3 separate regions of the Homo sapiens genome follow, and regions 2 and 3 are each linked to region 1. Evidence: chromatin loops called from intact Hi-C (ENCODE). Cell type or tissue: A673. All regions are shown on one strand.

Evidence for each region. Hi-C counts contacts between places; a loop is a spot of excess contacts. Peaks named below come from ENCODE experiments on the same cell type or tissue, not always from the same donor. Only the 100,000 strongest peaks of a DNase experiment are listed, where the experiment ranks them.
Region 2: a loop joins it to region 1, with 9 times the contacts of the local background. A loop is called at or near these places in 39 of 110 quality-filtered maps.
Region 3: it touches region 1 in a loop (7-fold over the local background); 103 of 110 quality-filtered maps call a loop at or near these places.

What each region holds. Positions count from the first base shown.
Region 1 is chr14:81,463,297-81,465,796 of GRCh38, reverse strand. No RefSeq gene overlaps it. Among named protein-coding and RNA genes, the nearest start is that of LINC02308, 14 kb to the right of the region's middle. In A673, CTCF peaks have their summits at 890 and 1,097 (motif pointing right); a DNase peak (open chromatin) is centred at 1,106; H3K4me3 peaks cover 709 bases; H3K27ac peaks cover 427 bases.
Region 2 is chr14:80,995,325-80,997,824 of GRCh38, reverse strand. All of the region lies in intron 1 of TSHR (thyroid stimulating hormone receptor), which reads right to left. Among named protein-coding and RNA genes, the nearest start is that of TSHR, 41 kb to the right of the region's middle. RefSeq lists a silencer at 1,234-1,293. In A673, a CTCF peak has its summit at 1,345 (motif pointing left); a DNase peak (open chromatin) is centred at 1,304; H3K27me3 peaks cover 1,032 bases.
Region 3 is chr14:81,268,347-81,270,846 of GRCh38, reverse strand. STON2 (stonin 2) reads left to right here. Exons shown (of 8, transcript NM_001394390.1): 7 at 1-177; 8 at 2,350-2,500. The coding sequence ends at 2,433. Among named protein-coding and RNA genes, the nearest start is that of GTF2A1-AS1, 48 kb to the right of the region's middle. In A673, a CTCF peak has its summit at 1,240; a DNase peak (open chromatin) is centred at 1,256.

The DNA.
Region 1 (2,500 bases):
AAGTGACAAAGCCCTTTGCCAACCAAAAAGCAGGAAACACTGAGTACTTAAGCCACCGCTGAAAAGAAACCAAGGCAGCCCCCGCCCTCCTTGATACAGTGTGGCAATTCCACTCAACACCGCCTGAATGCTTATTAAGGCGAAGGCCTTGTGCCAGGAAGGAGGGGCACTGTGACGGAGCTGGGGGCTAACTCTTCCACGAATGCTACCTGGAGATGCTGTTGGGCGTGAATATTCTTACACGGGGCATGGCCTTTCCACGCATGTCTTTCTTCCTCCAGTAGGTTGACACTGTCATGAGATCATAATGATGAGAAATTGCAAGAAATATAGTTGGAGGATTTGCTTAGATTTTCTTAAAAGTGTTACCGGCTGGGCAAGGTGGCTCATGCCTGTAATCCCAACACTTTGGGAGGCCAAGGCGGGTGAATCATGAGGTCAAGAGTTCAAGACCAGCCTGGCCAACATGGTGAAACCCCATCTCTACTAAAAATAAAAATAAAAATAAAAATAAAAATAAATAGCCGGGTGTAATGGCGTGCACCTGTAATCCCAGCTACTCGGGAGGCTGAGGCAGAGAACTGCTTGCAGGAGGCGGAGGTTGTGGTGAAACAAGATCGCGCCACTGCACTCCAGCCTGGGTGAGAGAGCGAGACTCTGTCTCAAAAAAAAAATAATAATAAATAAATGAAAGTGTTACCAAGTAGTGATACTCTGGCCAAAGTACGATTAAAAACTGAAAACCAAGACGTTTTAATATCTCTTTAAGGAAAGCGCTGCACCCCCTTCTTAGGATTTTATGGCTGGAGGAGATACACAGCTGTCATCATTCTGTCTTCCTCCCCCAAGCAGCCTCCACTTCTTTTGTTTCTGTAAAAAGGAAGTGCAGGGCAGAGAAGAACCGAATTCACAACTCAGGCAGTTTCCTTTTGCTCTGTTTAGCATTGCTTCTCTCAAAGATGCACAGTACATTGGATTGGATCATAGTATAGACGGTCCAAGCTCCTTTTTTGGGTTGAAACGCAACTTATGTCTCACTAATCTTTTTAAATCTGCGACTACCGGTTCCTCGGAAAAGTATGACTGCAGTTACCGTAATTTCCACTAGAGGGCACAAAAGGGCTACATCTGAGGCAAAGTTTAGGCGATAAAACTTTCTGGGTTTTTCGAAGTTTTTCAGACGTCTTTTCTGGGGTAGGCAAAATCTGAGGGACAGGTGCTCCCCAGATTTCCTGGAATAAAATCACTGTAACTACTAGAAACATCACAAAATGTTAAAAAGTACACTAGGCCAGCAGTGTGAGTTGTGACGTGTACACAGCTTTCTGGCTGATGTCGCTGAAGAATGAATGTGACGTTCCTCTGTAGGCAAGTGATGCACCCCCTGCCTCTAGAAATATTTTCGTCATCATCGTGACTAAATGATGGCTTCCATAAAGAGATGTCTTAGGCACTGGCACCTGTGTGTGTAGCCTTATTTGGAAAAAGTTAAAGATCACCAGCTGAGATATTCTAGATTATCAGTGTGGGCCCAAAATCCAGTGACAGGTGTCCTTATTTTTTAAATTTTATTATTTATTTATTTATTTATTTATTTATTTATTTATTTTGAGAGGGAGTCTCACTCTGTCGCCCAGGCTGGAGTGCGGTGGTGCGATCTCGGCTCACTGCAACCTCCACCTCCTGGGTTCAAGCAATTCTCTGCCTCAGCCTCTGGAGTAGCTGGGATTACAAGCACCTGCCACCACGCCAGTCTAATTTTTGTATTTTTTGTAGAGACAGGGTTTCACCATCTTGGCCAGGCTGGTCTTGAACTCCTGACCTCGTGATCCACCCGCCTCGGCCTCCCAAAATGCTGGGATTACAGGTGTGAGCCACCATGCCCGGCCAACAGGTGTCCTTATATGGGAAAGGTGGAGGGAGATTTGACACACAGAAAAGGAGAAGACACAGAGCAGAGGAAAATGCTTTGTGAAGATGGAGGCAGAGATCAGAGTTCAGCTGCCACAAGCCATGCCAGGAGCCACTAGGAGCCGGAAGAGGTCAGGAAGGGTTCCCTTTTAGGGCCTCCGGAGGTAGCACAGCCCTGCAGACACCTTAATTTTGACCTTCTGGACTCCAGAACTATGAGAGAATAAGTTTCTGTTGTTTTAAGCCACCAAGTTTGTGGTGTAATTGGTTACAATAAGCCTAGGAAACTAGCACAGTCATCCTATACCGTGAGTGGTCAATGGGAGCGATGTGACTCCAAGGAGGAGAGAATGGGCTCCCGGTAGGGTGTGAAAAAGTCCTAGATATTACAATGGTTTGTCATCCTCCAAGAGGTCCTATAAACAGCTTTATGTATAAACATAAACAGATAGACAGTATATTTGTGGTATTAAAGTTTTATACATAGTGGGGAGGAGAAGGACAATTAGGAGGGGAAAATGTCTAAAAGGGCTCCTTAGAAGAATTCTTTTTTAGGATCTCCCTCGTCTCCCTCTGCCTCGTCTCCCTC
Region 2 (2,500 bases), 470 kb after region 1:
CAGATTAGACACTAACCTGCCCTGTCCTGTAATTTTGCCAGAAGTCAGACATAACCTAGTTTCAACACCCAGGATAATCTTACAATAGAACTATATTTGTCTGTATATTATTTACTTATTTCATAACTATCTCCGTATTTCATTTGATCTTTGTGAATACCGTGAGGTTGTTAACATAAGTATTAATTATTATTGTTACTCCCATCTATTTTATATATGCAAGAACTCCAGGGTTTAAATGATCATTTTAGGGTAAAAGAGCTAGTTGGAGGCAAAGCTGGGTCTCTTCCTCTCTATGTGGCAAAGCAGTGTGATGTGGCAACTACAGGAATAAAACCCATTTAATCCCAAATCCATTTTTCATCTATGTGACCTTAGAAAAATCCTTTACATTTTGTAAGCTTTAGTTCCCTTAATTGCTTGTTTTTTAAAAATAGGAGCTAAAGAGGTAAAGAGAGATAGGGAGGGGTGAATGTTACTATTTGTCCGTGTTTAGCTCACAGAATTATCCCGAGGTGGGGATGATAAAGGTTAAAGTGCTTTGTAATGTACAATATAACTGTGATATGGTATTATTCTTTTTATTACCAACACAGATGAAAAGCATGGAGCTTTGGAATCAGAGACACCTTCTTCCAGTTTCCTTTCTAGTTGCTTGACGTTGGTTGAGTTCTTCAACTTCTTTAAGCCTCCAGTTCCTCTTCTGTAAAATGGGAGCAATAAAATCTGCCTCTTAGGGCTGATATGCTGAATAAGTGAGATTAAGTAGAGAAAACAGAAGTCACTAAATGGATAGTAATGGTGGTAGTGGTGGTGGTGGTAGTAGTAGTAGTAATAATAACAGCAATAATAATGTGTCTTCTTTACTGTTGAAGAAACTGACATTCAGTAGCTTAATGATTTCATATTAGGTTTCCTAGAGAATAGAGCAGCAAGAGACTTCATACAGCACTCCTAAGTCTTGTATTTTCTCTGGGAGAAACAGATTTGGAGTGGAAGCTAGATGAGAAGAAATTTTTGTTTCCTCTGCATCCCACCATCCGCACCCACCTCAGTCCACGGGCTCAATTTCTTTAAAATTTAAGGAGGAACTAGTACAAAAGAGAGTCCCCCCTCCCCCACTACTATAGGAATTCCAAGTAATCTTAGGCAAGAGAATAAATTCGTAGTGGTGCCACTGCTTAAAGCCCAGATTTTCCTGATTGCTCGAACAGTGCTTCTTGCCAGTTGAGGACCAGATCTCAATGTGCGGGAGTTCTTCGTCCACTTAGTAACTAGACTCCCTGTACACTGAGATGAAACCAGTGTGTCTCTTTGTGCTCCCTCTGCTGGTTAGCTGAAAGCTTAATCTGACAGAGCAAAGTGATTCAGAAAATTTTGCAATAAACCAGTCATCGTCACTTACTAGATCATAGACGAAAGTTTTAAAAAAATGAATACGAATCATGGAAACTGTGGCATCATATCAGATAATAGCTCATTTAAAGGTAATCCAAATCTGGGAGGAAAGAGGGAGGATGTAGAAGCAAAGGGCATCTAGATGTTCCAACAAGCTGCTAGGTTTGTGCTGGGACTCTGGAATGTAATTGAAAGCTTGACAGGAGTAAGAATGATTGATCCGGTTACGGCTCATGCATTCATTTAAGATGATCACTTCAACAAAACACTCTGCAGTTGCGATTTTGTAAAATGTATTATAATTATAAGGGAACAACATCTGTTTTGGAGACACGAGGTAGAAAAATTCTATCACAATCATGCAGGGTCAACAAAAAACTGACATTTAAAAATATTTTCATAAAAGACTTACAAAAACAGATACAGTTCACCCTTGACAATGGAGGGGTTTAGGAGTGTCGACAATGGCATAATCAAAAATTTGCACATAACTTTTGACTACCCCAAAACTTAACTACCAATAGCCTACTGTTTTTTTCTTTTGTAGCAAGAAGGTGTGTTTGCTACCCTTTATTCTTTTTTTTTTTTTTAACTTTTATTTTAAGTTCAGGGGTACAAGTGCAGGTTTGTTACACAGGTAAACTTGTGTCATGGGAGTTTGTTGTACAGATTATTTCATCACCCAGGTATGAAGCCTAGTACCCATTAGTCGTTTTTCCTAATCCTCTCCCTCCTCCCATCCCCCAGCCTCTAAAATGCCCCAATGTGTACTGTTCCCTCTATGCACCCATGTGTTCTCATAATTTAACTCCCACTTATAAGTGAGAATATATGGGATTTGATTTTCTGTTCCTGTGTTGGTTTGCTGAGGATAATGACCTCCAGCTCCATCCATGTCCCTGCAAAGAACATGATCTCATTCTTTTTTATGGCTGCATAGTATTCCATAGTGTATATGTACCACATTTTCCTAATCCAGTCTATCACTGATGGACATTTAGGTTGACTCCATGTCTTTGCTATTCTGAATAGTGCTGAAATAAACATACACATGTGTCTTTATAATAGAATTATTTATATTCCTGTGGGTATATATCCAGTA
Region 3 (2,500 bases), 190 kb after region 1:
TGCCACCTTGAACTCGGCTCTGACCGGGAAGTGCCTTCCAGATTTGCCAATCACGTGAATGTCGAGTTCAGCATGCCCACAACTTCTGCCTCCAAAGCCAGCGTGAGATCTATCTCTGTAGAAGACAAGACTGACGTCAGGAAGTGGGTCAATTATTCTGCACACTACAGCTACCAGGTAGCCTTGGGAAGCATCTGGCTAATGCTTCCAACTCCATTTGTTCACCCCACTACCCTCCCCCTCTTATTCCTTTTAGCCATGCTTACTATGTTCGCCTGGTAACCTCTTACTGCCTTAGAGGAAGTTCACCATACATAGCTGTGGGTGCGTCTGCTCTGATTTAAATGCATAATCTGGCTAGTGGATGAGAGAAAGGTTGGAAAAAAATAAAGAGGCTCATCAAAGAGGAGAATATAATGTCTTTCTGTCATTATGAGCAATGACAACAAAAAGAATAATGGGGGCCAGGCACAGTGGCTCACACCTGTAATCCCAGCACTTTGGGAGGTGGAGGTGGGCTGATTACTTGAGTTCAGGAGTTCAAGACCAGCCTGGCCAACATGGCGAAACCCCATCTCTATAAAAAGTACAAAATTAGCCGGGCATGGTGGCCTGTGCATGTAGTCCAGCTACTCAGGAGACTGAGGTGGGAGGATCACTTGACTCTGGGAGGTTGAGCTGCAGTGAGCCATGATTGCACCACTGTACTCCAGCCTGAGTGACAGAGCGAGACTGTGTCTCAAAAAAAGAAAAAGAGTAATGGGGTAAAGGAATTGTTATTATTCATTTGCAATATAATTTATGTCACAGAGTAGTGAGCTTGGAAATGGAGGGGAGAAAATGCTATCCCAAAGCATATGCTTCAGTTAGAGTTGATGAAGTGGACCTGAACAAAGTTAGGACACACATGACCTGGGTACTGGGCTATAACAGGACAAAACTCAAAAGCCAAGCAAATGTTTATAATAGTAACAGGGTCAGGGCTGTGGAAGGAATCATAAAAGTTGGAGTTTTCTGACATAAATAGAAAGTGATACTTTCCTGGGGAGTTAGAAATTCAATAGGAGATTAAATGCCAACGATTGGAAAAGGAGTTTGTTAAAGAAGGATTTTGCAAAGTGGTTTTCTATTTATAATAATATCCTTGGATTTATATGGTGATTTATTGTTCCTCTAAATGTTTCCTTAGCTGTGTGGGCTAAAATATTTAACTACCAAAAGGAACAAACACTCCATCTTGTGGCTAGGAAAAAAATAGCACCTCCCTCAAACCTGACTGTTGTGTGTTGAATCATTACCCTGTAGGTCAAGCGTCATAAATATCCAGAGTGGTGCTGAGAGGAGCAACCTGAACCCTGAGCTCAAAGAATTCCTTGCCTGAGCTATCAAAGATTTCGGTTGAGATGTATTACTTTCAAAGATTAATCTGTTAATTTCTTGATAATTACAGTGACAGTATTTTGCAGAAGATATTGCAGAACTGTAAACATTCCAGTATTTATCAGTTCGGAGGTTTTCTAAAGAGAGAAAGTACTGGAGGTGGCCGGGTGCTGTGGCTCATGGCTGTAATCCCAGACCTTTGGGAGGCCAAGGCAGGTGGATCATTTGAGGTCAGGAATTCAAGAACAGCCTGGCCAATATGGTGAAACCCTGTCCCTACTAAAAATTCAAAAATTAGCCAGGCGCAGTGGTGCGTGCCTGTAATCTTAGCTACTCTGGAGGATGAGGCAGGAGAATCACTTGAGCCCGGGAAGTGGAGGTTGCGGTGAGCTGTGAGCCAAGATTGTGCCAGTGCACTCCGGTCTGAGTAACAGAATGAGACCCTGTCTCAAAAAAAGAAAAAAACAAGTATTGAGGGGGTACAAACAGTCAATTACAAAGAAATTCATTCATTTGATAAATCTTTGTCGATTGCCCACTGTATTCCTACATTATTGCATAAAATATTGAACAAGATCCTGCCCATGTCTTGTGGAGCCCATGGTATAGTGGAGCCAGACAGGTGTGCAAGATACGGTGGAAATATTCACAGAGAGAAGTACCTAAGTCTACTTAATAAGTCAAAAATAGCTTCACAGAAGGGGTGATCTTTGACCAAATGTACAAGGCAAAGAATAAGAATTTTCCTGGTGGACCATGAGGGAAAGGGAATTACAGACCAGTTAAAGAACATGTGCAAAGAGAGAGACATGATATACTCAGGGCCAGTAGCTCCAATGTGGCTAACGCCCAAAATGTTAGCAAAATTATAAGAAATTTCAAAGTACCTATGGAGTTTTGGTTTACTTATTTATTTGCATGCTTTTTCTCTTCTTTTTGATCTTTATCTCCAACTTCTATTCTTGGCAGGTGGAAATTGAGCAAAAAAAGAGTTTGAAGCCGGACTTTGAAGGAGATGAAATGGAAAATCCCAAGGAGTGTGGAGTGCAGTGACAAAGCCTTGCGGCAAGGAATCCTGATCCCAGAGTCATGATAGGGTGTCTTCCTGAGTCATGATAGG